6 separate regions of the Mus musculus genome follow, and regions 1, 2, 4, 5 and 6 are each linked to region 3. The links are chromatin loops, found by intact Hi-C in ENCODE. Cell type or tissue: left cerebral cortex. All regions are shown on one strand. Region 1 has its middle 21 kb from the start of C030016D13Rik. Region 2 overlaps Glis3 (GLIS family zinc finger 3). Region 3 has its middle 33 kb from the start of Gm35922. Region 4 overlaps Glis3 (GLIS family zinc finger 3). Region 5 overlaps Glis3 (GLIS family zinc finger 3). Region 6 has its middle 150 kb from the start of Rfx3.

The links. A loop is a pair of places that touch in the nucleus more often than their neighbours do. Peaks named below come from ENCODE experiments on the same cell type or tissue, not always from the same donor. Only the 100,000 strongest peaks of a DNase experiment are listed, where the experiment ranks them.
Region 1: a loop joins it to region 3, with 4 times the contacts of the local background. A loop is called at or near these places in 6 of 42 quality-filtered maps.
Region 2: it touches region 3 in a loop (2.2-fold over the local background); 3 of 42 quality-filtered maps call a loop at or near these places.
Region 4: a loop joins it to region 3, with 2.0 times the contacts of the local background. A loop is called at or near these places in 2 of 42 quality-filtered maps.
Region 5: it touches region 3 in a loop (2.1-fold over the local background); 19 of 42 quality-filtered maps call a loop at or near these places.
Region 6: a loop joins it to region 3, with 16 times the contacts of the local background. A loop is called at or near these places in 24 of 42 quality-filtered maps.

Annotation. Positions count from the first base shown.
Region 1 is chr19:27,448,386-27,453,385 of GRCm38, forward strand. No RefSeq gene overlaps it. Among named protein-coding and RNA genes, the nearest start is that of C030016D13Rik, 21 kb to the left of the region's middle. In left cerebral cortex, a CTCF peak has its summit at 2,243 (motif pointing right); a DNase peak (open chromatin) is centred at 2,272.
Region 2 is chr19:28,390,370-28,395,369 of GRCm38, forward strand. All of the region lies in intron 4 of Glis3 (GLIS family zinc finger 3), which reads right to left. Among named protein-coding and RNA genes, the nearest start is that of Gm35866, 29 kb to the left of the region's middle. In left cerebral cortex, a CTCF peak has its summit at 2,676; a DNase peak (open chromatin) is centred at 2,676.
Region 3 is chr19:28,724,127-28,729,126 of GRCm38, forward strand. No RefSeq gene overlaps it. Among named protein-coding and RNA genes, the nearest start is that of Gm35922, 33 kb to the right of the region's middle. In left cerebral cortex, a CTCF peak has its summit at 2,276 (motif pointing left); a DNase peak (open chromatin) is centred at 2,230; H3K4me3 peaks cover 677 bases; H3K27ac peaks cover 900 bases.
Region 4 is chr19:28,378,414-28,383,413 of GRCm38, forward strand. The region is part of intron 4 of Glis3 (GLIS family zinc finger 3); the gene reads right to left. Among named protein-coding and RNA genes, the nearest start is that of Gm35866, 17 kb to the left of the region's middle. In left cerebral cortex, no CTCF peak of the experiment used is centred here; DNase peaks (open chromatin) are centred at 2,524, 3,195, 4,152 and 4,313; H3K27ac peaks cover 990 bases.
Region 5 is chr19:28,544,586-28,549,585 of GRCm38, forward strand. All of the region lies in intron 2 of Glis3 (GLIS family zinc finger 3), which reads right to left. Among named protein-coding and RNA genes, the nearest start is that of D930032P07Rik, 130 kb to the right of the region's middle. In left cerebral cortex, a CTCF peak has its summit at 2,549 (motif pointing right); no DNase peak of the experiment used is centred here.
Region 6 is chr19:28,163,141-28,168,140 of GRCm38, forward strand. No RefSeq gene overlaps it. Among named protein-coding and RNA genes, the nearest start is that of Rfx3, 150 kb to the left of the region's middle. In left cerebral cortex, a CTCF peak has its summit at 3,073; a DNase peak (open chromatin) is centred at 2,980; H3K4me3 peaks cover 910 bases; H3K27ac peaks cover 546 bases.

The sequences.
Region 1 (5,000 bases), 1.3 Mb before region 3:
CAACTTCAGCACAAAAGCTGACAGCCAGCCGGGGCAGTTTTCTCTCTGGCAGCTGGGGCTCTACCACTCACACACAGTAGGGGTGCTTCAGCCTGGGCAGCATCAAACTATTTAGATTTTATTCTAAGAAGGCAAAGGGTGAGCTGTGCCAACACTTCACTCCCGTCGCCCACACCTCTATTCTAGTTTCTGTCCATGAGTGGACAGAGCTGGGTGACTCCGTGTCAGGCTGGAGCCCTCGGAACCTGTGCTGGCTCTGAGGGTTGTTGGACTCATTAGTCAACACCAGCGGAGCTATTGGAGTGGCTTCTCTTCTAATTTCATCTGCCTAACATAGATTTTGTCGCCTGAGTGCAGGAACTTCCTTGAGTTGGGTTCAGGGATCTGGCGCAGTGGGGATGAGTTGGGCTCAGGGATCTGGCACATCTTCTTCCTGCAGTGCCCTGCCCTTGGCCATCTTCCTGACAGTCCCATCTCCCCTCTCCTACTTCTTGCGATGTCTCCAAGGCACTAGGACATCCATCTTATCTTAGAGTCTCTCCTATCTTCTTTGTTAGCTGTGTGGTTAATATTGATTGACGAGATCTAGAATCACCTTGAAGGGCAACCTCTGGCATGTGTGCTGGATTTTTTTTTCTTTTTCTTCTTTTTTTAAAAATATTTTTATTAGGTATTTTCCTCATTTACATTTCCAATGCTATCCCAAAAGTCCCCCATACCCTCCCTCCCACTCCCCTACCCTCCCCCCACTCCCCCACCCACCCACTCCCACTTTTTGGCCCTGGTGTTACCCTGTACTGGGGCATATAAACTTTGCATGACCAATGGGCCTCTCTTTCCAGTGATGGCTGACTAGGCCATCTTTTGATACATATGCAGCTAGAGTTAAGAGCTCCGGGGTACTGGTTAGTTCATAATGTTGTTCCACATATAGGGTTGCAGTTCCCTTTAGCTCCTTGGGTACTTTCTCTAGCTCCTCCATTGGGGGCCCTGTGATCCATCCACTAGCTGACTGTGAGCATCCACTTCTGTGTTTGCTAGGCCCCAGCATAGTTTCACAAGAGACAGCTATATCAGGGTCCTTTCAGCAAAATCTTGCTAGTGTATGCAATGGTGTCAACGTTTGGAGGCTGATAATGGGATGGATCCCTGGATATGGCAGTCTCTAGATGGTTCATCCTTTTGTCTCAGCTCCAAACTTTGTCTCTGTAACTCCTTCCATGGGTGTTTTGTTCCCAATTCTGGGATTTTTTTTTTCTAAAACAGGTTAATATTGGAAGACCTACTCTATATGTGGATGGCATCATTTGGTGGGGTGGAGTCCTCGACATAGGTAATGAAACAGAAAATGAGTCAAATACTCATCTTCCCGTGCCTCCGGACTGTGGATCACATGCAACCAGCTCCCTCAAACCCCTGCCACCATGGCTTTCCTGCGTGATGGGCTACACCCTCAAATCCTGAGCAGCTTTTTATTCATTTCTTCTTCCCTCCTTCCCATCTTCCTTCCTTAAGTTATTTGAGAAAACAATACACTAGCCAAGCTGCTTCCTGGGTCTTCTTTGCTTTCCCCTTCATTGCTTCACCCAAAGTCAAAGTTAATGTCACCCAAATCCCAGGAAGGATGCTCTAGTTGCCAAAAGCCAGTTCATTCCAGTAGTTAGAGAAACAGAAAAGTCCTTTGAATCCCTACATCATTCTACTTAAAACATCTCCTTAACGTCCAGGCGCTCCCAACTCGCCATCTCCTACCCCGCTTTATCTTATTCAGGGCTCTTAATCTCATCCTAAATTTGAGTACTTACCTTACTATTGTCTGTGTCGCCCCAGTATCACTGGGGACAGTCATTGCCTGTCATAGGCTCCGGTATGTAGTAAATGTTCAGTTAATACTGGATAAAGGAATTAACAGATTGGACTGGAATAGGGGTGCTGGCAACTCTTGAATTTCACGTTTACAATCGTTTTAACTATTGCCTTTCATTGATACTGTGAACATAAAAGCACCATGGGTCAGTTACATGGGGTTTGATATAACAATTCACTTTCCTTAGCACAAATACAAGTCCTTTAAAAGCCATTTTATTTTACTAAAGTGTCTAGTTTATTATTATGCACAGGGTACATATGCTAATCATTTTATTTTCATGCCCTGAGGTCTGCACGGTTAAGGTACGGCTTCACTGGGACACATGTGTGGGAGAATCACACAACAATCGCTGGCAACACTCCTGAAAAGTGTTAGCCTGGACACCAATGCCAGCAGGGGGCACTAGCAAGCAACCACAGGGACAAGCCCAGCAGAGTAACTGCATTTTCTATCATCTGCAGCTTACTGGATTGGTCTCACATAGCAACACCATCCATCATTGATTGGAAAGCTATCCTAGGACCTCACAGAAGGCATGCTCCCGCAAGCATGGAGAGATGCAGCCCTAACACAAGCTAGGCAAGTGTGAGCATCTTAAAAATAACAGGCCCAGGTCATTCGTGTCTTACCTGCTTTTAAGATACCTACCTATCCTTCCTACAACCAGCCAGTCTTCAGACTCACACTGGCATTTGGATTTGTTTGCATTAAATGGGTTAAGGAGAACTGGGGTACCAGTGTGGGCATCTTTAGAGTACCCTGAACAGAGAGGTTTAGCATCTATAATGTAAAAGGTGACAGCCCCTCAGGGCCAGGTAGACAAGGAGCAAAGCTGTACTCTGGTTCAAACACAGTAGTTTTAAAGTAGATACAAACTGCATCACTGGAAGAAGTATAGAAAATATGATAAGGATGAGGGATGCATATAGGAAGTATATTGTGTATACATAAGAGTATATTGTGAAATTGATCTAAGTCTGGATATGGATTTAAACAGATACATAAGAGGCATGGCTGTAAATCTAAAATTATTTGGTTTAATGAGCTATTACTTATCCTGATATTAATTTACTTCTTGTAAGGCTGACATAGCATATATAAAAAGGAAAAGCGAAAGCAAAGGGTTACTGTGTGCTTGTAAAAGTTCCTTCATTTTTGAGAAACTTAATGACTCCAGAGACCAATACACTGCTTACTAAGGATCCTACAGTGTCTATTTCAGTTACTCTGGAGGATATTGACTTGTTCCCATTGGAACCCTATCATTTTCTGCCCCCATCCCCCAGATTTTTGAGCTATAAGTATGAATCTCCCAACACAATAGTTTTTTTTTTTTAAACATATATTTAGTTTTTTAAGCAATGGGCCCCGCAACATTAAGACGTTTTCTATCTGTCCTGTTCTGTTCAACATCTGGGTATGAGAATAGATTAAAACAGATTGTTACATGTAGCTTCTATTTTGTGGCTAACCAAAGCCATAACATAGTACAATATCAACTTTACCCTGACGGACACCTTTCCCAGGGTGGGGTTGTTTTGAACAACGTTGTCCTGAGCATCTTCATGCATCTTCACACAGAATATGGAAGAGTTGAGAGAAGCTGAGTATTTTCTGTGAAATCCAGCACTCTTTGCATGCATAGTCGCTGATCTGCCACTGCTGCCCACAAGCATCCGAGAATGACAAATCTTTCAGTCTACTAACAGAAACAGGAACCAACCTGTTCAAAAGTACTGTGCAAAATTGCTTGGAGAATAAAGAGGTCATTTTTCAAGTTGCCTCGGGTATGTCATGGATTTTTGGTCTTTTATGTTTATAATGTCTAGGGGTTTTTTAACCTTTTAATTTTTATTTGGAAAATATTATACATAATATTATATATATATGTATACATATACACACACACACACTATATATACATATATAGTGTGTGTGTGTGTGTGTGTGTGTCTGAGATGAGAGGACTGTCTCACACTGTAGCTTAGGGACTAGAACACACTGTGTGATGGACTAGACTTGGGCTAGTAGCAAAAATCTTCCTGCCTCATCTTTCTGAGTGCTGAGTTTATACTCATAAGTCACCACACCTGGGCTTATACATCTACATTTTACTGTAGTTTAAAAGACTGTGTGAAGCGACCTGGGAAACTAGTGTCCACAGCAAGAAGGGCAATGTTCTCTGAGCCTCCAGTGTCTCCATGTGTCTACAGCTCCCATTGCTCCAGTTTACACTTAGTGTTTCCTCTTTTCTTTTCTTTTCTTTTCTTTTCTTTTCTTTTCTTTTCTTTTCTTTTCTTTTCTTTTCTTTTCTTTTCTTTTCTTTTCTTTTCTTTTCTTTCTTCCTTCCTTCCTTCCTTCCTTCCTTCCTTTCTTTCTTTCTTTCTTTCTTTCTGTTTTGTTTTTCGAGACAGGGTTTCTCTGTGTAGCCCTGGCTGTCCTGCAACTCCCTTTGTAGACCAGGCTGTCCTCAAACTCAGAAACCTGCCTGCCTCTGCCTCCCAAGTGCTGGGATTAAAGGCGTGCGCCACTATGCTCAGCTCTCCCCCTTTCTTTTCTTCTACACATAAATGTGCATCATCCCCAGGAGAACACCTTAGCCTTTGCTAGTCAGAGTGTGAAACTCTGGCCACTAAACAAATGCTGGACCACTGAGCCCCAGCTCCAGCTCCAGCCCCAACTCCAGGCCAGCTGTTTGCTTTATAACATACATCTTTATAAAAATGAAATCATAAGGAATAATTTTGTCTCTACCTTATGTCAAACATTTTAAAAGCACCCACGTTGTTCTTTACAGCTACTTTTTATTGATTTTTTTTCCTGCATGGAATGTTATTAAGTAAAATTTCCACAATCCATTTATCAATTTTATTTCAGACCTTAATTTTCCTGGGTTTTTTTTTTTTCCCTATAATGAGTGTGTTGTTCAGTTGATTCTTCTGCTTGTCTTCTGATATGTTTATGCTGACATTCTCTAAGGAGAATATATCTAGAGGCAAGATTGCTAGATTCAGGAAACATAGCTGAAGTGCTAGATAAAGATATGCTATTCTTCAATTACATACATACACTAATGCCCCAACAACAATTCACTGAGCTCTTACTGTGGCATGTTTCCAACATTTGATTT
Region 2 (5,000 bases), 330 kb before region 3:
AGCTGCTTTGTATTGCAAATGAATAATATGCCCAGCATTCACACAGAACCAGGAAGTCGGAATTTTATTTCAGTTTTCATCTCCACCTAAATGCAAAAGGCTGGCATGAAGGTAATTGGGAAACAATTATTACAGGTGGTTCACAGGGCTGCATAATCGAACAGCCACTGCTACTAGGCATAGACCCTCCTGGTTAACTCAGGCGTTACCACAGAAGAGTGGACGGGGCCCTTGTTATTTTACCAATACTGTTGAGAGTTAGTATTAAATACTCAGAAGGAGAATTTTCTAATGCTAGAAAGAAAAATTCCAAGTTAATTTAATCTTACAGGCTTTCTATTGTGAGAAGGCAATTTTGGTTGGTTGATTGGTTTTATTTATAATAAACTCCCATTCTATTTCATTTAGGCAAACAAATCTATGATTTGGGGAGAACTTGTTTCCAGCCTAAGAATTCAACGTAATTCAACGTAATTCCCTTGTAATATTCTGCAATGAAAGAGTATCAGTTTGCCATATTTTAACTATAACTCTAAACCAAGGTGACTTTGCCCCTAAAGAGACTTCATCAGAGACTGGAGACGTTTTAGATTGAGCATGACTGTGTACTGGAGGTAGAAGGACTTCCTCTGAGCAGCTGGTGCCAGGCAGGCACGCTGCTAAACATCCTTTGTACACAGGATAGTCTCCACTGACCAGTGGCGCTCAGTGCTGAGGGACAGAAGCCTGCTCCCAGTGTGGAACAGTGAAGGTATTTGTGGGAGCAGAAACAGAGGTCACCTCAACAGTACAAAGTCCTCAAGCCAGACAGCACGCTTCAGTTTGTTATAAGCTTCTATTTGCCAAGTGAATGTCTTATGACAGGCTAGCCACTGGAATGGGGGAAGAGATGAGGGCAACACAAATTATTACCCAAAATTAACTATGAGTTTCAAAGTAGGTTCCAAGGTATAAACCGCCTAAATTCACCTTGCTATACAATCTTGGTCCTCTAAGTAGAATAAACAAGGTTTGAAAGGGAGGGATGGGGAAGAAAGGGGCTTATGGTCCCCACCACGGTCATACTATGGCACCATGGCATGTAGCTGATACTCCCCCTTCTCAGAGGGAAGAAAATTTGGTGGCTCGCCTTAGACTCTCCTGTCTTTAGGAAAACACTGACTGATTTTTGACTGATGTGACATGTGAGGTGCTAAAGTATTCTCTACAAGACTAAGAGTTATAGAGGGTGAATTTGAAAACTATTCATCATTTCAAGTCACATACATAAAGATAGAAAGATATGAAATTTTCAAATACTTGACTTTTGTAAAAATAATGACTACCCGAGTTACTGAAAGTTAAACACCATTTTCATTGTAGCCAATCATCAGTCTCACAGGCCTGCATGAAATTTCTGAAGAGGAAATTCTTACACGATCAACAATTTATGAGCTCAAATCACTCGATTCCTCTAAGTTCGAAAAATAAGTGGACATATGGTACAAATTCTCACTCATTTCTACTTTATTTTGCAAGTGAGATGTGTAAAGCTCTCTGAGACCTTCCTGCCACACATGAGAACAGAGTAAAAGTTCTGGATTTACACCTCCCCCCATCTTTCCAACATGAAATTTTTATGAATTACATACATTGGCAGGTCAGGAAATTGGATGCCAATAAACCAGTCAATGGATTCTACTGAAAATGACAAATTCTATGAAAGAACAGAGTACGGCTTCCTGTGATGTTGCCCCGCCATTCTTAACTAAGCTCTGGGAACAGAATCAGAGTTTTGTACCTTTGAAGCCCAGGAATGTCCTTCTTCAGATGTCAGCTGCTAGAGGCTCTCATCCATACTCATAAAGAAATGGGGTCCACAAGGTACCTCCAATCAATTTCTTAGTAATTTTAATGCAGTTGAGTTGGAGTGAAGGGTAAATTATATCCTATACACATATACAGGTGGCTATTTTAGTTTCTAAGTCCATTAATATCCTTTGCACACTCAGAAAAAACAACAATCACGCCCAAATGCAGAGGCAAAGGCGGTGATGTGGGGTAGGTATTACAGTGAAATTAACAGTGTACGTACGTGCATATCTTGAAAATGCTAAAGACTCCGATCGCACTGTGTCTGTGGCACTGAAAAAGAAATGAACTGAAATACAAAAGCTTGTCCTCAACTCATGTAATTTTATTGTTTTTATCGTCTTTTAATGTACTTAGTCAGAGAAAGGGGAATTGACCGTCAGGCTCAAGGGGCTCCAGAAATGCTGACATTAAAATGACTGCAGAACCTGGAAAGAGAGACAGAGGTGATACAGCTGGAGGATGGGCAGAATGTGATGAGAGTGAAGCTTCTAGAATCGGAAATTCTCAGTGTGACGTGGGAGATTAAGTACTCCCGAGGCTACAGAGCATTTTCAAAGGGGGCATTAAATATCATAATCTTATATTCTGAATACAGAGGAATATCTCTCTTTTGGGGGATAGAAACCTTGGTGACTCCAGCTCTATGAAACCTTCTGGGCTGATAAAGATAAGCCCTGCTCTGAAGGAGCAGCCAAAAGAGACTCTCCTCTGGAGAGCAGGGGACAGTACCCAACAAATAAGAGGCCCAGAAGGCACAGGGCTCAGGAGCAGGGACAGGCGCAAGGACTGAGGATTTGAGATATCCATCCAGAGAGGGCACTAGAGTGCTAAAGATGGAAAAATTCCTGTTCCAATCATCTGAAAAACAGCTCTTACACAGAAGCTGGGGCCTAATTCTCTGGAGCCCATTCTGCTCTATGTGTAAACTCTTAGGGGAGGAGTGCTGGCAACTGACTTTCTAGAACTCCTTCCGAAAGCCACACGGACATCTGTGTGGATTATTTAGGTACCACCTAGCTGTCTCTTTCTTAAGTAACTTCCTCCTCCTTCTTCTCTGTTTGTTTGTTTGTTTGTTTGAGACAAGGTTTCTCTGTGCCCTAGCAGTCCTGGAAATGGATTTGTACACCAGGCTGACTTCAAACTCACAGAGATCTGCCTGCCTCTGTTTCCTGAGTGCTGGAATTAAAGGTATGTGCCACCATGCCAGGCCAACCGACTATTTCTTAAACTTTCCAATAAGATGCCTAAAATAAACTAGAATTCACAATGCTTGAAGTTTTACCTGTACTCATGTAAATCAACACATTTAACTCTTTTTTTTTTAATGTCACTGATTATTGTCCATCTTGAAATAACCTCAATAGACTCATTTTGGGGGGAGGGGGGAGAGATAAAGCTATATATTACTATATAAGGGCCCCACCAAAAATCAGACTTAAAACCACTTCCACAGCCCTCATTAAAAAATTGCACCTGTCAACGACACACAGCTATATTAGGTGATGGTAAGTGCAAACCGCTAAGGTAAATTACTCACATAGACATGTATATAAAACACCATGTAGCTGAAACACCATAATGCTGCCGCCGCCTCATCAGCTCAAGAGCCAATCAGGTCTTGACAGGCCATATGTGTATTTATAAATATATCGGCTAATGTAAAGGTCGTGCTGTTCACTGCTCAGGGAAACTAGGCACATTTGGAACCATCTCTAGAAGATTTGGGTTCCTTAAAAAAAATATTTTGACACTCTGTGACGAATGCAATCCTGCCCCCATATGCTTCACACTATTTAAAGGGAAATGACACTTGGTTGCCTTCCCAGCAACACTTAATTCTTTCCTTTCCTTTTAATACTGAAGGCAGGAGATGGCGGGGGGGGGGGGTGGGGTGGGAGTTGGGGGGGGGAGGTTATCTATGCCACGTATTTGAATTCTGGAAATATCTTTCCAAACTTTGTATGAACCCAGAGGTCTGCGTCCCGAAAGTTGTGCTATTCCACATGATACAAAAATCACAGACAAGGCTTTACTTCCAAACTGGAAGAGAAAGTGGAAATGAGGTAGTTCGAGGGGAACTGAGGTAGGCAGAGCTAGTGCAGCGCTGTCCTCTGCCCAAGATCTGTTCTTGTTCTGGTCAGTCGAGAGCCCCCTGATAAACATGGAGAAGAAAGGGCTCTGCTCTTACTCCCTTCTAATAGCCTCTGTGGAAATCTCTCCTGGACTCATTTGAGTTTGACTCCAAGAAGGACTAGAATTGCATGGTCAGACAGAAAGATCCAGAGGAACAGAAGAAATTCCAAATACCACACACCCCTTTAATTACGTCTCACTCCATTCTCTTCTACCAAAAACCTAAGAAAGTTTTTCTATATGGCATGGAGGACAGACACTTTCCAGAAAAATAAAAACAAGTCAGCAAAATACAAAAGCATATTCTGAAATTAAAAAAATAAATAAATAAAGGCCCAAACAACCAACTCTCCTGTGACGAGAGGGAGGTATGGAAATATTCTGAGAGAACTTGTCTAATTGCCCAGCAATGCCTTACTTTCAATTTAGTCCTCAGATCGGAATAACCATGACAGATGGCTCCTGCTAGTTAGGGAAAAAAAATTAGCTAAATTTTCAGATAATGCAGCCTTCTGTCATGTTCTCCTACTCTGAGCCTGTGAGCTTGTTTAGTAGGCTCTGAACTGCAGGCTGCTGACCAGTTCTCGCTTACTAGCTGCAGCACTCACACCCCGTGATACCGTATGCTCAGCAGTTCAAGTGGTGAGAGATTGTCAGTTCAAATCACAAAAGCCCTGGCTCGATCGCTTGTTCCCACCCATGTCAGGCCCCCCATTTTACACACGGAGCCGTGTTTCAAACATAAGGACAGAGAGAAGAGCCTTAGGCTCTCTACCAGGGCTGCTATCTCATTGTAGCAGAATAAACTCATATCTGATGCTATAATTACAACCCTAATGGACACAGTTAATTTATTTTGGAGAAGTAAGTTGATATCCACTAGTGCTATTATTAAGAAGACTAATGAGACCTGCTTGGGAAGAAAAGAAAGGATTTATTGAATTCCTTTTGGCACCCGGCACAGCTTAGTAATTTTGAGAGCCCATCAAAACAGCAGATATATACCCTGCTCA
Region 3 (5,000 bases):
GGAAGGAAGGAAGGAAGGAAGGAAGGAAGGAAGGAAGGAAGGAAGAGAGAAAGATCAGGAAACCCAACTGAGATGCAAAGACTTGCCCCAAACAACAAATCCGGTTGACTGTGTGCTTCTTAGGGAGCTGGAACCCAGGCGCAACTTTCCTGGGAGCTTTGCTATTTCCCTAATATCCAACTAGGGAGAGAGCAAGGGACATTGCATCAGTCAATTTTCTTGTTGCTGTGGCAACATACCTGGCAGAAATAAGGAAGGAAGAATGGGGGGGGGGGCTTGTTTGTCAAGTTGACACCTAAGTTTCTCTCTGTCTTTTTTTAAAATTATTTTTTGAAACAACAACAACCACAACAACCAAAAATGGCTATGCTCCGTGCTACCTCTTTTCATGGGTTATAACACCCGACTCTAATCTATCTCTTCTGCTCTCCTGACTGACTGACCTTGGGTAAGCCATATTTGCCAGGAGGTCCGAACTGATTTCTGTGAGAGGTAATGAACTCATTTGTGTCCCTAAACTTGGCTCGATACCAGAGCTTTCTCCGTAGACCTGTTTTCTTTCCTTGTAGTGCTGAGGACAGAAGCTGGGGCCTTAAACATTAGGGGTGTGGTGATTTGAATGAGAATGGCTCCCCATGCGTTCATATATTTCAAAGCTTGGTCCCCAGCCAGCGACAGTGTTCGTGAAGCATTAGGAGGTGAGGCCTTGGATGAGGTGTATCACTGGAGATGGCCTTTGACATCTGTCCACGCCTAGTTCACAGTTAGCTTTCTCTCTGCCTAGTGCCTGTGGACAGGAAGAAATCCCTCAGCTACTTCTCCAGAGCCATGCCTGCCTCTCTGTTGCCATGTTTCCCTCCATGACCGCCATGGGCTCTAACCCTCTGGAACCATGAGCCCCTATAGTAAATGCTTTCTTTTTATAAATTGCTTTGGTCACATGTTTCATCACAGTAATAGAAGTAACTAAGACCTAGACAAGTACTCTGCCATGGGATTAGTCTTCAAACTAGTAATGGTGTAGTTTGTGAGGTAACTTCCATATTGATTTGTTTGTGTCTATGAAGAAAATCTCCATGCTTGTGATCTGCATGTGGCCATTGTTGGGTTTCAGGCAAAGTCCATAAACGAAGCAAGTAAGATACAGGGTGGGCCCATTAGGAGTTAGTCAGCATGGTGATTGGAGCAGACATTGAGGAGGAAGAGCTGATGAAAGGCAGTGTGAGAACTGGGCTTGATTTTCTGCCCTCAGTCTCAGAGAACACGGCCCGAGCCTCGGGGTGGGGGTGGGGGAGAACTGCAAGCAGAGAGAGAGTCACCCGCTGTATAAAACCTTGCTTTAAGGCAGGAGCCATACAGTTTCATACTGTATATCTTTTGACCCCCAGAATTTGGGAGGCAGAGGCAGGTGGATCTCTGTGAGTTGAAGCCCAGCCTGCTCTACACAGTGAGTTCCAGGAAAGCAAGGGCTACACAGAGAGACCTTGTGTTAAAACAAAACAAAACAAAACAAAACAAACCACCTTACTTGTATACTACTGAAGGTACTTTAGACAACAACAGTGAAGGCTCAGAACCCAGCATCCAGGTGTCCATCTCTGGAGATCCTTACTTAATTGCTCTGGGTTGTGCCTGAGCCTGGGGATTTTCCAAAGCACCCTGTGTGATTCCATCTTGATGCTAACATTGAGATCTCAGACTGGCCGCAAAGCCCTCAGGACAAGAAGGCTCTATGTGTTATAGATACCCCTTAAGACTGTTGAAAATTGGTATTTCAAGGACCCTCCTAGTGCGTTCACATAGAGATTCCCGTTTAAAACAGTGGAAGGTCTCAATACAAAACTTCCTAAATATGTTTTGGGGATAAACTCAACCCCTCAGTCATGGCTTAGTTGCTTGGCTTTTATAGTTGATAGCTTAGAAATCATTCTGTCTCCAGGTGTATGAGTCACACGAAGCCCCTTCTAACTGACTGGATTTTTCTTCTTCACTGAAGTGAGTGGATTGATCGGTTGTTTTGTCATAGCGTAGCTAAAGCCGGTGGGAGGGTGCCAGTTATCATTTGGAGAAAAGGTATCAATTTGAAGTACCAGAGACAGCGGGTGAATTGTGCTCGTGAAATAGATGTTTCGCTCTACTTTTTAATTTGCTCCTGTTTGAGTTAGCTGAGATTTCTTCTTTATTTTTAAAGAATGACATTTATACAGCCGCTTAAACTGCCAATCTGTTACATAAACAGCCTTGTTTTCCTGAAGGCTAGCGCCCCCTAGAGGCCAAATATGTGTAGCGTTTTAGACTTCGGTCAGGAAAAGACCCTGGTGTTTCTAATAGCCTTATAATTTGCCACGCAGGTGAAGTAAATTGGACTATTCGTTATAGCAAAATTCCCCAAGAGAAGTCTCAAAGCCAGACAACAATGCGACAAGGGGACAACAAAAAGCCTAAGACAAAAAATGTTTTTCCCTGGCATCAAATCCAGGCTTTAGAACCGGGATAGAAAGGCTGAGCCGCAGTCAAGTGACTTTGCGCGTGGCCAGAGCTTGATACTCACATACTGATGGAGGACCTTCAACCTCTGCAGCTAAAGTGGGCTGAAATCTGAAGGTCTTCCAAGTTTTCCCCACAAAGCTTGAGGCATCAAGCCCATAAAGCCATGGGGGTTTGTTTCGTTTCTGATTCCTTTGCCCACCACTTAACTCTCAGTAGCATGCGGACTCATTTAAAATGCTATTCCACCGCTGCCCAGCCCAGACCCAAAGAAGCAAAATCTATTGGTGTCTGGCGCAGGAAGATGAGTTTTAACAGGACATCACAAGTAGTCACTAGTATTGTGCTTTCCATAAACTAAGTGAAGTGCTGTCAAAAGCTCCTAATTAATGAGAGTTTGGGGGCTCTTTTCGGATAGAACATAACTTTGAGTGCAGGAAGAGGCTATGCATGTGTGGTGGGCCTCAGAGCTCTTCATTTTCTCATGCATACACGCCACACAACCTGAGACTGGCCTTGTTCTCATGGCCTCTCTTGGATGTCACCATATTTCCTTCAGCAATTCCACTGAAATTGCCTGGGCTAACCCCTTGACTCAAAGTGTCAACAAGCTAATGGGATCCATTAATCCTTTCTAATTGATTAGTGCTAATGAGCAAGGCTGAATCCCCTGGTTCTCAACTCAGTGAGAACCAGAAAGCCCTCAAGGGCTCGTTAAGACATAGATCGCTGGCTTTCTTGTCCAGGGACTCTGTCCTAGGGCATAGCCTAGGAATCTGCATTTCTACAAGTTTCCAGGACACAATGCTGATGCTACAGGCTTGGGCAATAGCATTTCCCACTCTCTACGTGTTATTGGAGAACTTTAAGAAATGACCAGAAGGCCACATAACATTCCAGCTAGTCAGCCAGGGGCCAGACTATCAGCATTTTAAAAGTAACCCCACATGACCCCAGTGAGCAACCGAAGTTGAGAATTATTAATCTAGAACTGCAATTCTCAAAATTGACTGCACCTGATTGATCACTGGCGGGCTTTTCTAGGGCGCACATTCCTGGGCCTTCATACAAAGAGATCTTGATTCAGAATGTTGTTAATGGAGGCCGGGCACTGGGCATTTTGATAGGCACTTTAGATGATAACACCTTCCAGAGTGCCCAGCCTTTAGAAGCACGAGTCCCAGGTTGGGCTCTTTCGATACCAGAACCTACCCACCCAGAATTTCTGGTTCAGTTGGTCCAAGCTCTTAGTCGGCTTCTCAGTTATTCAGAATTTTCATATGCATTCAGGGCTGAGCCCCATCAGTTTGTACATTTGTATCATCAATGGAACTTGATTACCAACTTAGACGTCCACTCCATATCTCAGGCATCATGAATTGGAATGCCTGAAACTGAAACCAAGGTATGTATATTTAACAAGCCTCATGGAGTTTTCTGATACATGGTCATATTTTAAAACTGTTCATCTAACTCATCTTTTCCATTTTAACCACAGACTTTTGAGAAAAATCTTTGAAAACTACTAGTTTAGACCATTGGTACTGTCATTTCTATTAAAAAAAATAGCAACCTCCCCCTTTTTGCAAACAGTTGTTGCTTTAAATCTATGCTCTGTTCTCCTTAGGGTAACTTAGCAGTTTGCATTTGGAGAGAAGTCTTAAGAGCTATGATCTGAATGTTTGGGTTCCTATGTTGAGACGTCAACAGGAATGTGAAGTCACTCGGGACTTGGGGGAAAATCACTACTAAGTGATGAGAGATGTGTGTCCTTATAAAAGGGCAGGTCCTGTGCCACTCCCACCAGGTGAAAACAGCGCAGGCAGGCATTTCCTGTATACCAGAAAGTCTGTACCTGACATCCATTCTGCTAGTACCTTCACCTTGAACTCCTGTCCTTGAGACATAGACCTTTGCTGTTCAGAAGCTATGCCACCGAGGGCTGCTCCCATAGCTGATAAAACATACTATGATGCCTGGAGTAATAATAGACCTGTCCAAGCCGGACGACACCTAAGTCCAGCGTAAGGTGACTCCACCTGCCCTGTGGGACTCCTGGTAAAATGAAAATGGGACTTAATATGCTTCCAACTGTCCCTGTTTTCAAATGCTGCCATTTTCATTCCAGGGGACAGAGTTCATTATTTATTGTGCTTCTTTTCCCATTACACCGTGCTTTGCCCTCTCCGTGTCCCCTGCTTGAACAGACAGAAGTCTCCTGAGCTGTGATGATCTTTGACCTATTTTGAATCAAGGTGAAAAATCCTCCAGCATCTCTAGTAACATGAACTTGCAGCACACTGCGAATTCAGGCTTTGGTGACATCTAGTTGGTGGCCTAGAGCTGGTGGGCAGTGGCTCCCTGATGCACCGAATCAAAGCACAAAGCTGGAAAGCTCCCCAACTCATAAATCCCTAAAGAGCCATAGAGTTTCATTTAAAATCAAGACCTGCTGGTCAGGCGTGGTGGCGCACGCCTTTAAGCCCAGCGCTTGAGAGGCAGAGGTAGTCGGA
Region 4 (5,000 bases), 350 kb before region 3:
CTCTACTGTATGCCAGGTCATAGAATCTGATGTATTCACAAGAATTTCCTGATTAAAATTATGAATGACTTGGGCCCCCTGTATTAGGGAGGGCATCATGCAGCCTCAAGGGAGGTTACACGTGATGCCTAGCAGTGTGAGCTGGGACCTGGGGAAGACTGAGAAATCCCAAAGCCCCTCATTCCTCCTTCTCTACTCGGAAACCACCAAAGTTTCTAACAGGCTTCTCTTGAGTTCAAGATCTTGCCTGATGCTTCATTTGGTCAAACACGTAACAAACAAGAGTTGGGCTGGATGGTGGGTATCTCAGCAAATGCTAATGAGTTGGGATAGAGTCCTTGTCCTAAAGAAGCCTAGATACAAGGAGGCAAGCATGCCAAGAACTCAATACAAAGTGATATAAAGTAAAGGAAAGTAAAATAAATGACTGCGCAATTCTGAGATGTTACCACGTAAAAGGGGTAACTCTGGAGGTAAGTGTCAGAGTATGAATAGAAACTCTGTTATCTGGCAGTGCTAAAAGAAAGCTAGCCAAACAAAACAAAACACAAAGAAACAAAGAAACAAAAACAACAAAAATAACACCTAAGAATCACCAAGGTCTAAGGGCTGGAAAGCAAGACCATAGGAGAAAGCTGCAAGAAAGCCCCGTAAGCCATGGTGAAGAGCTACAGGGACAGAGGTCTGCACTGGGCTGCAGGCGGCTCTAGCTGAGCCTTGGATCCTACTCTGTATTAATGAACCTCTGTGTTGTGAGCCAGCAAAGGGTAAGTAAGGCCTGTACTGTGCTCTGAATAGATGTGACATTCTCACATTCTTATACTGATTGGTAGAGTTTCAGTGACCTTCAGAAGTTTATGGGGTCAGCAGAGTTTTGCTGTCATGATTGGAAGCAACACCCTCCTAACAGGGGTCTCCATGAAGAACAGGAAGAAGGCACTGAACAGCAGCATCCCTCTCATGCTGGCTTGGTCTTGATATCCCCAATCTTTAGCATGAGAAATACATAGGTTTCTGTGGTTTAGGAGCCAGTCAGTCTAGTATATTTTGTTACTGCAGCTTACAAGTAGTAAAACAGCTATAAAACTAAAATCAGACTACAGAGACCCTCTGAAGAAAACGTTATCCATGGGCTTCCTGTGATACAATGAACAACTCCATTCCAAACCACACATTTGTCTATGGCTTCACAACTGTGTTTTCAGGTCCTGTGATTTGAAATGTTTTAACTTATTACAGATACAATTATAAATTTCAATGTGTGTATCAGTCTGAACACATGAGAAAAATCCCTCATAGTCCCTGTTTGGCCCTCCAAAAACATAAGTTGGTAACCAGTAATCTACACTGTATATTCTACCATCTTTAGTAGTTTACTAGTTCTTTTAACTTGGCCATTGAGACACAATAGTGTTTGCAATCATACAAATCTATTTTACTTATGACTCCAACAGGCAAGAACATTGGGATTTACCAAACAGAAGCCATGGAATAGCTGCTTTCCCTAAAAAAAAAAGAACAAAAGTGTTTTGACTTCATAGGGTAAAAACATGTGAATGTAAGATCACCTGCTGCATTAGACCCCACCGGGGGTCTTCCGGTGATCCTCTGCATTTTAGGGGGTGCTATGTTCAGATTAAAAAACTTTTCTGCATAGTGTGCCAACAAGTCTGACATGACTAGTCTCTCTTCCTCACGCAGACCTTGTGGGAATTGAAATAAGAACCACTAGGACAGTGGTTCTCAACCTGTGGGTTGTGACCCCTTTGAGAGTCACTTGTCAGAAAACCTGCATATCAGATATTTACATTATGATTCCTAGTGGTAGCAGAATTACAGTTATGAAGTAGTAATGAAATAATGTTATGGTGGGGGGGGTTACCACCCCATGAGGAACTGTATTAAAGGGTCACAGCATCGGAGAGGCTGAGAAGCACTGCCTAGAAAGCCACATGAAGGGAAGATGATGTGGAAATCAGTAATACTGAGCATATATGATATGACTACATCTATCCACAAGACTAAGAAGGTAGCAGAGGGCAGATCCTTCCTTCAACTGTCCTCGGAGGATGCTTGCACTGCTGACACCCACACACTAGAAATAGCCTTTGTGCGGCAGGCGTTGGCTTATTGCATGTGACTTGCAGTGATGCTGACACTCAGCCCACGATAAAGTCATGAAAGCACTGTGTTTTGGTGGGTTAGCGGCTGATAATCATTTATTTACCACGCACTCTAATGATCTGCACTCGGCTGTAGGATTTACCACCCTGGGATGATGAGGGAAAACTAGCCCTTGGTGTGCCAATGAAACCTGCCAAGAGTGAGCTGAGCGCTTGTCCACTGGAGCCTCTCAGAACTGTCATTTTGTTCTTTGTCCAAGTTTTTCATAGGAACATAGTTTGAAAGATCCAGTTGTTTCTTTCAGTGTCCCGATGTCCCGCCAAACCAAATTCAATTGATTGAAATATAGCCTGCTGATGCTTTTGTAGGGCTGAAGAAGCGATGGCAACCTTCCACCTCTTTGCTGCATGGTGTAATTGGCCTGCCATAGAGAATTGGGAAATTCTAACACATTCCCCATTTGGCCGAGCTCACCAATTATTCCCCAGTTGCTATCAGAGCCGCAGACTTTCCTTTTTGGGGGTCATTAAGCTTGTCAAAACTAATTTGTCACCACAACTGCTGACCCTCATTGCTCTGACAGCAGTACAAGGATCACCCTAAATAGACTCTTGCATTTCAAGAAAGTAAATGGCTCGTCAGGACCTGCTCTGCTCTTGCTGTGGAGCTGATAGTGGCCTTCTGCCCTCAGAAGACGTGGAAACAGTATCCCTTAAGTGACGAGGGTCACAAAGCCCATGTACCAATCATTCCGCTGTTACAGAAGAAATAAACATGTAAAACGAATAAACGCCTGGAATACAGGACTGAACCTGATATGTGACAAAAATATGCTGTTCTCCAACTATGACAAACTCTGAATATATTACACCATCTCTCCATGCAACCACCCAATGGAAGTCAGGTGGAATTAAACATGCCATAAATCATGAGTCCTTAATAAGCCAGTCAGAATAACATTCTTTGAAAGTTTCTTGATTGTAAATGCAAAAATATTCCAAAGTTAAGGTTGCCAACATTCAAAAGGAAGGAGGAAAGTCGCTCCGAGGAACCAGCATCCCACTCCGAAACCGCACTTTGGGCGCTCACTCATGCTGAGAAGACTGCCCAACCATTTGCTCGAGTTGGCAGTTTTAGGCAGCCTGCGCACAAGTCTCTGCACAGGCAGACAAAGCAGGGTCGGGGATTACGACCCCTATCTACAAGGAGCTCTTTGGTGACTGCCATTCCCAGATGACAAAAAGTTCCATTAAGTCCTTCAAGGCCCAGGGTTCCATTTAGGATATATGAACTAAGGAAACTTACCCCAATAAAAAGAGATGAATTATAATCCCAAGGCCACTTCACATAAACACGGAAGAAAGCAGCACCACTCAAAGCGTGTTCAGTTTTTTATTCCAAAACATATTAGAAGCCAAGGCTAAAGTAATGGGCACCAACTCTCCTCTTGGTGACACGGCAGATTCAATACAACGGTCACTTTTGTAAAGAAGGGGAGTCTGCCCTCATGCTTCACTGGACTCTCCCCCAAGCATTCTTAATTTTCTTTCCTGTTAAAAGGGTTACCAGTTCTCTAATGGAAATTAACACTGTTGGTGAGTAATTGGCCACAGGGTCTGGGCTGCTTGAGAAAGACCCAGGCTTTAGCTGTTTACTCCCATTTATACAAACAAATCTGTAAGCTGACAGTTGGCCACTGATGTCATGCCTCTGAGCGGTTCTGTGCTTGCTTCTTGCTTCTCTCCTGAGAGGAGAACACAGGACAGCTGGGGAGCAGCACAGGGGGGGGGGGGGGGGGAGACTAGGAAGGTGGGGGAGGGGCGAGGCGGCATGCCTTTGGAGTCACAGATGCAGCTGAATTCTAATGATGTCACTTCATTTTCTCTCAGGCAATGGCGACCCCACCTCCCAAGCCATGCACTTTCAATGAGGAGTAAAGCTAAAATCTTGGCAAGGCGCAGAGAGTAGCAACGTCCTGAACCGGCAGCCAAGATCTGGATGTGAATTTTAAGTTGTTTTCTCCCCCACATGTCCAACGAGATCTGTTATAATTTCAGAAAGGGGAAAAATAGATTTATTGATGGCTAAAAAGCCACATTTCAGAGTTGCCAGTGCTAATCAATAACTGGAATTTGACAAAAGACCGTGTTCCACTCAATAATGAAAAGGACACACATATAAAGGCAAGTATAATTACGTGGTATAAATAAGGGAGAAGTTGCCAGAGACTGCATGCTGCCAAGTGCCTCAAATATGCATGTTCTTTGAAAGACTTATTTTTGTGTCTATGGAGGATGAATAAACCTCACAAGGGAAAAAAAAAAAGGCTCTTCCCAAACCTTTGCTCATTTCTGGAACTGCACTCTTTCTACAGGTTCTGCGACGTCTGACTGGGTTTTCCATTCATTTGACATGTCCGCACGTCCGTCCTTATAGAGCTCAGGAAAACATAAATGAACTTACAGTGAGAAAATGCTGGGGGTAAGAGGATTGTTGCCCCCAGGACTTCTCTGCTACTGGGGGCTCCTTGTTCCTACATGGGCGTAAATGCTGTAGCCCTGTGAAGTCTGAGTGACCAGAGAAAGCTGAGGATGTTCTGGGTCTCAGCCAAGAGGAGTTCTCACCTTCAAGGCTGCTCTCTGCATCATGGGTCCCTCTCCTCTCACATCGAGATCAGATGAGGAGGAACGTTAATTACTGAACTGTATGACAGCTTCCTCCTCAACCCCAACTTTAACACCTACAGGTAGGGGCACTTAAGAGTAGGCCTGTGTTGGGCTGCTCAGCTCCAAGAATACAGGGGAGACCATGTTGGATGTCTTCACCAAAACACGTGACCTTACTGTGAAGCCGGAGCGGGCTCTGGACTCATGGGG
Region 5 (5,000 bases), 180 kb before region 3:
TAGTAACATAAATTCACATCCTGCCCCCTGTCCTAATTGGCTATGGGGACAATAGCCAATAGTCTCTGCCCTAGTAACTTCTTCAAAGATATAAACAGTTGTGTTACCTAAAGCATGGGATTGTTCTAATGACAACCACCACGTTTATAACAACATACAAATAATACACAGCACATTTAAGCATCTGGGTTCTCTGTGCAGCATCTTACTCTGTAACATTGAAGACCTAAAGAAAAGGCTAGAGATAGATGAAAATAATCCAGATTTTCTCATTTCTTCACCTAACATACGAACTGAAGAGTTTGTTCTTATCAATTTTAGGGCATTCAGAATAAGTCGTAGATTTGATATTTTTAATTCCTAAATGTATGATCTTAAATTTTCAAGGCATTCAGCAAGGGTGCAATACTAGTGAAGAAAATACGATGCTCATTACCAATTACTCATTACATTACCAATAATACATGTAGAGCTTTCTAATCCAGGATCATGTCATATAAAGAAAGATTCTGAGCCATGGGGGGGGGTTCTCAAGAATCGTTTAGTAAATCATTGGATACCTGAGCACTGAAGGGTGATGGAAAAGTTGAAAGACAAAAGGAAGAAGGGAGAGGCTAAAGTCAGCAGAGTCAAGAGCACACATTTACATCCCGCCCCACCACCCACTAGCTTTATAATCTCCCCACATTACTTAAGAATTCCGTGTCTCTGTCTGTCTCGGCTTCCCGATTCTAAAAGGAGTTTAATGCCAGCAGAACTGTACAGCTGTTAAGAGGGCTGAAAGAGCTAATACGTGTGATATATTTAGTGTGTGGCACTGACTAAATGCTTTGAGAAAGTTAACTGAATTAGGAGCTGAAAGATAGCTCAGTGGTGAGTTGCCTGCCTTGCAAACACAAGGCCCCAAGTTCAGTCTCTAGACCCCAGGTGGAAACTGCCACACCCCACTGTGCTTCCAGAACTGAGCATGTAAAAGGCAAGCAGATCCCCAGGGCTGTCTGGGCAGCCACTGTAACGTATTAGAAATGTCCAGACCAGCCAGCTGCCCTTTATCAAAATAATGATGATGATGATTGATGGAGTGTGACCAAACAACACCCCAAGTTGTCTTCTGATCTCTATATTCACTCTTGTCCATAAGACACAAATAAACACACACTCCACAGATCAGCTAAGGGTTATTAAAGAAGCCCCCTTCCTGTTGGGCTCCCACCCCTAGCCAGAAGCTATGTGTTGTCAGTGCCCACCTGAAAAGGAAAAGTTGAGTTTCCTGCAGTGGGTATCTCACTGGGCAAAATAACCACACTTCAGGGCGGGCCCCAGGCCCAGGAATAGCTGGCCAACCCAAAACAGATTCTATACGATTTTTTTAGGCTTTCTGGTTTCCGGGCTTTGTGGGGGTTTTCTTTGGGGAGGGGACTTGTGTGTGCTTCTTGTTTGTTTTGTGTTTTAGAGAGAGAAGGGGCATGGAGTTGTGCGAGTGACAGGGTGAAGATGAAAAGCAAGGCCAGGATGCTGAATAAAAATGTTCTTCGATAAGAAAGAAAAAGGAAGGGAGGGAAGGAGGGAGAGAGGAAGGGATGACGGACAGACAGACAGACATATCTCCAGTACCATTTTATACTATTTCTAGACTTAATTTTCCCTTGAGTACTCACAGCCCACAGTGCATGGGAGACAGACACGCAAACACACACACACACTCACACAGACACACACACACTCATACACACACAGACACACACACACTCATACACACACAGACAACACACACATGCATACACACACAGACACACACACACTCATACACACACTCACACACACACACACAGACAACACACACACACATACACTCATACACACACACAGACACACACACACACTCATACACACACAGACACACACACACTCATACACACACACAGACAACACACACACACACACAGACACACTCACCCGCACAGTGTACCAATCCCTCCCTGGATAGCCAGCCTTTACACATCTCTCCCATCCATCCTCTCAGCTCACTGCTTAGGAAAGGATCTGACTATCTCAGACTAGGAGGCCAATCACAAGTGAACTACCTCAAGTGCATTTTACAACAAAACAAGAGTATAGAAATAATAAAGCAAAGTTTAAAAATCCCCCAGATCAGATTTTTTAAAAACAAAATCTTTTCAAAAGTCTGGAAGAAAAAAGTCAGAAGTGTTATCTCCAGCATGTATTTATTTACTTACGTATTCATCCATTCATTCATTGTGTGTGCGTGTGTGCAGCTGTATGCGTGTGTGCAGCCATATGCATGTGAGTAGGTGTACATGCCATGTGCTCGTGTGGAAATCAGAAGACAACCTATGAGAGTTAGTGCTCTCCTTCCCTCTGGGGACTCTAACTCAGGCATGGCTTCCTTAAATCAATACAGAAAGGAACCAAATATAAAAAAGAACTCCTTTTAAAAGCTTTCTGGGTTTTGTTTTTTAAATAATGGATGCTTCGTCTGCATGTAAGTTAGTTTCCCTCACATGCTTGCAGTGCCCACAGATGCCAGAAGAGGGCTCCAATCCCCTGGAACTGAACCACAGTTGGTTGTTAGCCAGCATGCATGTGCTTAGAATCAGAACCCAGGTCTTCTGGAAGAGTAGCCAGTGCCCTTAACCACTGAACTATCTCTTTCGGCCCTAATATAAAAGACCCCTTTCAACAGCAAGCAAGTCTCAGCTGCTACGGGAAATGTTTTGAGTTTGCCTGGGAAGAGGTGGCTATCCTCTCCTACCCTCTTAGGGATGCAACAGATACAGTTCTACAAGGTGGCTCGAAAGCACTGCAGATAAGGGTTTGTGCTATGGCCATATTCCCTGTGCTACAGAACAATCTCTAATACAAATTGAACCACAAGGGCAGAAGTGATTATTTATGTGCCCCCAAAAGGTACCCGCACCTCTTGCTAACCCCTCATTTTCTAAGAAAGGAACTGCCCAGTCTTTCTCTAAGGTAGGACCAAGACTAAGTAGGAAAGAATGGCTCAAGAAACTGTTCTTGCTTTTCTTGGTTTTTCTAGGGATAAAACCAGAAAGACAGAGGTGTCCACAGAAGGCAAGCCTTACCAGGTAGGTATGTGGCCGTAAGATGGTCCCAGACAGAGAGGGCAAGACAGCCTGATTCTGGGGCCCAGACATGAAGATCACTGGGCCTTACTCAAAACTCTGCCCTTACAACCTATTCTCCACCAATACAAGAGAATATTCTGATAAGGAAGAAATGGTCTATACAGTGCCACAACCCCCCCCCACAGGTTCCAAACTATGTTTAGGATTATAACACATGTATTCTTAGGCCTTGGATTTATTAACTTAGCATGTATCAGAGCATTGCCTACATTGTGTTAGGGACATCTTGTCGGCATCACATTTACTTACATTTCAAGTTTAAAATAATAAGCATTAAAGTCAAATAACGCAGAAGCACATAAAAACCATGGTATTTTCACGTCTGCCCAGTTGCAGCAGTGTTCTTTTAAGACATGCAACTTGAACAGCCAAATGTGTATCCTTCCACATGTCTAAGTTCTGCAAACATGAATATGCATGTTCTAATTCTAAAAGCAATATGATTTATCATACATTGCCCCCATCTGTTCTTAAGAGAAACCATGAGACTATAGCTATTTTAATAAAGTCTCAAAGCAAATGCTGAAATAAACCTACCTTTATCCCACAAACTCCCGTCATACAATGAAACATGGGTGCCTATCCATAATGCAGTACATAGCTTGGGGCAAGGCGCTGTATCATGTTGGCGGCTCCTTTCTTTTCTCTCCAATGGGCTAAGCATGAGGTATCTGAGAGAAGTCAGGAAAGTGCATGACTTTTACCTGAAATGGATATAAACAGGCTTTTTTCTCCAAGGGGCCCCATGAAAAACCAGTGTGGCTCCAGGACCAGGTCACCAGCCCCACTGTGCGTTCACTCACGGCCCTTCTAAGGACTGAAAACAATGAGCTCCTACATAGCAGACATCCTAGGCTTACCGTGGAGTATTTGAACATCTGCAATGCCTCCCTGCTGAAACCACAGCACTGACCATGAAGTGACTGTATACGAGTGTACGCAGTACGTCACTACGAGTTACGGAGAGGTTGGCTAGAAATGCCAAAGTCTAGTAATCAGAATGGAGGCATTAGCAAGTGCTCAGAACTGCACACAACCCATGGGAGATAAGAAACACTGGGCACAGCAGCCTGTCATCACAGAGCTGACAATCTGCAGACATCAAACAGACTCACCTAGGAGCCATCAGATAAGGTTAATGCACTGTGCAGGACTGAATATGAAGCTAAATTATATAGACGGGAGTTCAAAGCAGAAGTTACTACGTTATAGATAATTCCCTGAAGGAGATTAACCTAGAGATATTTCTCAAAGTTCTTCAGGCTCTCCAAAGGTGCATCACTTAAGTGGGAAAGCTTCTAGAGATGCCCATGGTCAAATGACTTCAAAACACCTCAATAATACAAAGGTTACATCTTTTTTATTACAAGGTTTCTTATAGCTCTTACAAAGTACCTAATAAATCTCTCAGAGAAAGCAATGACATATAAAGTACGTTTGTTGCCGGGGGGGGGGGGGAGGAGACTGAATTTTTAGGGGCTCCTCCTCCATAGGGAGCCACTCAAGAATAACATACTAATCCTATGGAAATTAATCAGCTAAAACAATAAAGGAAGAAAAGACACATGATGAAGAAGAAGTAGCGGGATACAGTCATGGAAACCAACAAAGGGGAGCAGGTGCCTGTAGTAGGTTTCTCCAGCACAAAGCCGAGGAGGAAGCAGTGCTCAAGGGGCCAATCTGTTCAGTTGGTCCAGAAGACCTGGGCCACTGTGGAGACCTGGACTGTTCAAAAGCCTGAAACTGTTGGGAGCTGAGAGATACCTTAAGAAATAGGATTGATAACAGACTATAGCATGGAGAGTGTGCTCCTGTGTTAGAACCCTCATATGT
Region 6 (5,000 bases), 560 kb before region 3:
GTTACTTGTTGAATTATATAACTCGTTTCTCTAGACAGCTGAATAGCATTTACATTTGTAAATTACTTTTGAGTCTCAGGCCCTGGTGTAGATCAATTCCTTCTACTCAATGGTATCCATGGTTAAACCCAACTTCTGCAAACCAGGCTCCAGGCTACTCACAGAACAACTCCCATCATTAGCAAACACTGCCATGCAGCAACCTGTCCCTGGAGAGGAAGGGACAGTGAGAGGCGAGTCATTAGAACAGGCAGCCTCCTTCCAGACCCTGTGGTTCTCATGCAATCCTCCGAGGAAGGGCGAACTGTCGGAAATGACGTAATCACATGTGTGCATCACACTCTTAAGGCCAAGGGCTTCGTTTTGGTTTTCTCCTATTCAACTTGGGCAGTGCCTCTTGTTTAAACTATTAGGTGAATTATTCATTTTCCTTAGCACAGTTATAAAGAAGGAATGCACCAAGCCGTGCTGCTACTTGCAATAATTTAAAAAAAAATAATTATTTAAACCGAAACCTGGCCTTTTAAGGGGCAAATGTAGGATCAGGCATTTGCTATATAACTGTTCTTCCACCTCACCTCACCCCACCCACCCCCACAGTCACCAAGTGCCCAAGGTCTTCAAAGACTTGTTTAGACAAAGGAGAGGACTGAGAATCCTGTGTCTATAGTTTCTAGGCTTCAGCCAGTAAGGGTTAGGGTTAGGGTGTGCATGGCTGCTGAATCCTGCTTGTACCTGAGGCTGGATGTTTATCTCTATGACGATGCTCCTGGTTGGACATTGTCATGAGCTCTTCCCTTAGCTCTAGGTCACACTCTTGAGCTACGGCCAACTTAATCGCTACCATACAACAGGACTGAGGAGCTTAAGGTCACACTCGGAGATGACTGAAGACACCGTTGTCCTTAGGTTCCCTGGGATCTGCTCAAAATAGCTAGAAGGGGAGAGAAGTTGCTGGAAGTCAACATTTCAGGTTCCTACAGCTTTCCCCCATTCAACTCCACTGCTTCCCATCACGCTGAAGGGCTCAGCATTGGCAGGAAGCCCTTGATCTGATGATAAGGATGCAGGCAGGCCCAGCTCATCTTTGAAAGAAGATCCTTTGAGTCTAAGATGGTGGAGAGTGTCTTATAACTCTTAGTGGCTTCATAGCATTGTGACTTTGAGTTTGAAAGCAATTTGGAGACAACTTCCAATCCTTTGTGCAAAGCTACTCTTCTGCCCCAGTGAGCAGCTAGCATTATAAAGGGAGAGATGTTTTAATGTTAAATTTTCTCAGTCGAGATACATACTTTACATACATGTGAGAGATGAGAGGACTTCAAGCACGACATAAAGGTTTTAAAATGCAACGCTTCTAGAAATACTTGAAAATGGTATGGCAGAGAGCCTTAGGAATTTGTCCTTCAGCTACACAGAAAACAATAGAAATGTTTGGGCAACAGTAATATCATGACAAGCTTTTGAAAGACGGTGCTCTATATAGACACTTGCCACTAAAACACGATGAAGTGGTAAACACAGATAGAGTCTATAAATTAAAATCAAAACCGATTGGCTAATTGCAAAAACAAAGGTTAATGATCACGCAGATTAGTTTCAAAGTGGGTCACTTCTCAAATTCTTCTCACTGTTTCATTATTTCCCTTCCTCATCTCCTTGCTGCCTCCCCAACCATTTACTCTAGGGACAATGGCCTCAACCAAGATGCACCTGTTCAACATGCTTGAGGGAGGCAGAGACAGGGATGACCGCAGTCTGGACCAGAACGCGACAGGTGCATGCTCGGCTATTCTGTATTGGAACCATTGCCCGCCTAGTTCTAGGCTTTGGGTGCTATGGGGACTGAAGAAGGCAACTTCAACGACTCAGTCTTTGAACTCATGAACCCCTGTCAGGTTGGCTAAAATCTCAGGCTGCAGCTTCCTGGATCTCACCTGGGTGAAAGCAACTTTTCCCAGCTCTGCTGAAAATCAGACAAGAAAATGAGAGCCCCCTTCTGTGTCAGCCCGTGCTTATTCTAGTCTCGGGAGCGTTGTGGGGTTTTTGTTTGTTTGTTTGTTTGTTTTGATTTTTAAAAGTTAAGCTAGTTTTATTCGCGAGCAAAGCATTCTTTCGTTTGTGGTAATTAAAATGGAGGAAAGAAAGACAGAACAAAAAAGGTCCATCAGCGCAACAATGAGAATAGAGAGAGAGTTTTAAAAGCTCATCTAAATTCATCTAAGTGGAGGCACTACACCGAGAATGCTATCCCGAAAAAAAAAAATTCTAATCCTAGATTCAAAACCATAAACACCGGTAATTATGGTGGACAGCAACAGCTAAGATAGTGTATAAACGGGGAGTTCTACACTCCATTTTAAGCCACCAGGTAAATGTCATTCTGGGTGACAAATAAGCATTTGGGCGTCATCCCTTGTCTAATTGGATGCCTGGAGCATACAGTGAAAATGCACGCATTCTCCTTCCACCCTCCTTCGGGTAACAAACTTCATCTCCTGCAAGCTGACAAAATGCAGACTGTTTTTTGGCTCACAAGTAACCCCACGCTGGTCACATATAGCTGTTTAGAAAAAAAAAAAAAACAAGACGTAACTGCAGAAAAAAGAAAGAGCTCTTTCAGCTGGCACTTGGGAGGAACAGACAAGAGGCCACATCCAAATCCTAACTTTAATTTGGGTTACTGAACAAGGATGACTGACTGTTCACGACTCCCTCCGAACAACAACAGACACACATGTAATGTGAAAGCGACTGAGAAATCTGGCTGTAGGGAGGCCACTGAGTTCTCTCGCATCCTATAAATAACACCGCGCATGCTGAGAAGTCACTACCGAGCACATAGGAAAGAGTGCGCGCGCACACACACACGTTTCATCTCCACTGACAGAGAGCACCGAAGTGAGGTTTGTTTAGAGGGATACAGATGCCTGAAGTCTGTAAGTAATGCAGTCTGCAGTACAAATGAAGCAGGCACTCAGGGAAAATACCCTCTGGTTTCTGGAGAGCAGAAGCAGGCAGGGGCTACTGAGCTGAAACCCGTGGCTCCGGCTGCATCGCCGCAATGCAGTGCTAAGTTTATTCACCAGGGGTCATCAAAGGTCTGGGTTTTTCTTTGTCTACTTGTTGACACATGTACACTGTGTACTTAAGAACTCCGGAATGGCTCAGCATTGCTCACAGGGACATACATATTACTGCTCACCCCCGCTCCTGCCAGCACTCCAGCCCCCCTCACCCCTATTACAGAGCATTCAATTATTGTTCTCTCTAGATCTTTACCAACACATTACAGGTAGCACATCCACTAGACACATGAATGGAAATACCTCTTATAACTAAACCAACTTGTTCGTCACAGAGACAACATGCCATCAAATTCGATTTTCAATTATTTATTATTTATTTATTTTTAATTTAAAAAAATCAGTTAGCATGTTTCAAAGTTAGGAAGCAAAAGGCTGGTTTCGCTATTGTTTTCCAGACTGCAAGTGAGTTGTGACTCCATCTCTTAAGATTTCAATCACTCCCTCGGGGCCTGGGATCTGAGGTCTGAGCAGGCCCATGGGAGAACAGGCCAACATTATTTGCCCAGGTTGGCCCCATTAAATAGTAAAGAATGGAGAACATGTTTTCAATGATGATCTTTGGAACTGACCTGAAGGGCAAGGTCTCATAGGTCTTGGTGATGCCGGTTGTGTCTGGAGGGAACATTGCCCTTCGAGCAGTATAAAGTGCTTAACCTCGGCTTTCCTTAAAGTACCTCCTGAATGTGTCGAGAATGGGCCTATTGTGGGCAGTTTGATTCTTTCTTATCCACTCCTCTGAACAGACTAAATTACAACTCCGGAAAGCTCAAAGGTGAAATGTCCTTCAACCACGAGGAAGAGATTCTTCTAGATGCTTCCCAGGGCTGCACAGCTCCTAAGGACCCAGACCCTCCTCCTTCCCTGAAGGACGAAGGGCAACCGCAGTATGGAAATGGGGGTGTTTATCTGTATTCCTTTACACTACACTTAAGATGCAATATTGGAACACTCAAATTACCTGGTTTTAGCATGTAACAGTTGACAGTGACTTCCAAAATATAACTCAGTCCCTTCATGCCATGCTTTCTGAACACAAGGTAAGTTCTTTAAGTCGGTTGCAGGCAAAAATGGCCTGTACACTTAATCCTCTTCTCAAATGAGATGGAAAAAAACCTTACAATCTGAGGCTATGTTGTATTAAAGCGAGACACAGAATGGAAAGAAAGTTGAGTAGAACTAACCATGCAATTGATGCATTTAGCTTGCAGTCCTCTGCAGAAAGCCAGGCACCGAGATGCCCATTCCCGCTTGACAGTTTTGTCATCGATGCTGTAAAACGACAGAACACATGAGTGTGTGGGTGTGTCCACAGGAGAAGGTTTGCTCAAGTTTGTTATTTGGGGAAGGATTGTGAAACCAATAGAAGATGGGGGTGGCTAGATGCAGTGAGGTCCAGAAGCTTTGGAAATCTCCACTCAGCCCTAGGGCAGAACAAACATCCAAGCAAATGAAGCAACGGCCACAGTGGCAACAGCACTTAACTCTTAAGCTGTTACCTGGCCCCTTAACCTCAGGCTGTAATGTGGATTTTACAATCCTGGAAAAAAGTGAGCGGGGAGACGCAAGACAAGATTGGTTGCTTTTTATTTTCTCCTGGTATGAAAGATTTCTCAAAAGATGAACGAGGCAGGACTTACCCACTGACCTTCTTCTGTTTAATGGAAATCACATAGCCCAACGCCAACTCATGTGACAGCACCTCCTGCGTAAGCCTCCTCCAGCTAAATAGCACGGACAGTTATTTCAAAGTGACATTTACACTGTCAATGGGGATCAGAATGGCTGAAGGGTAAGATAGTGATCAAGAGAGGATTAAATCCCAGAACCAAAAGGAGGCAGATATCTGTAAAAGAGATAAGAACGCCTGGAGCTGTCCAGAGCTCTTTCTATATAAGCAGCTGGAGACAGTGC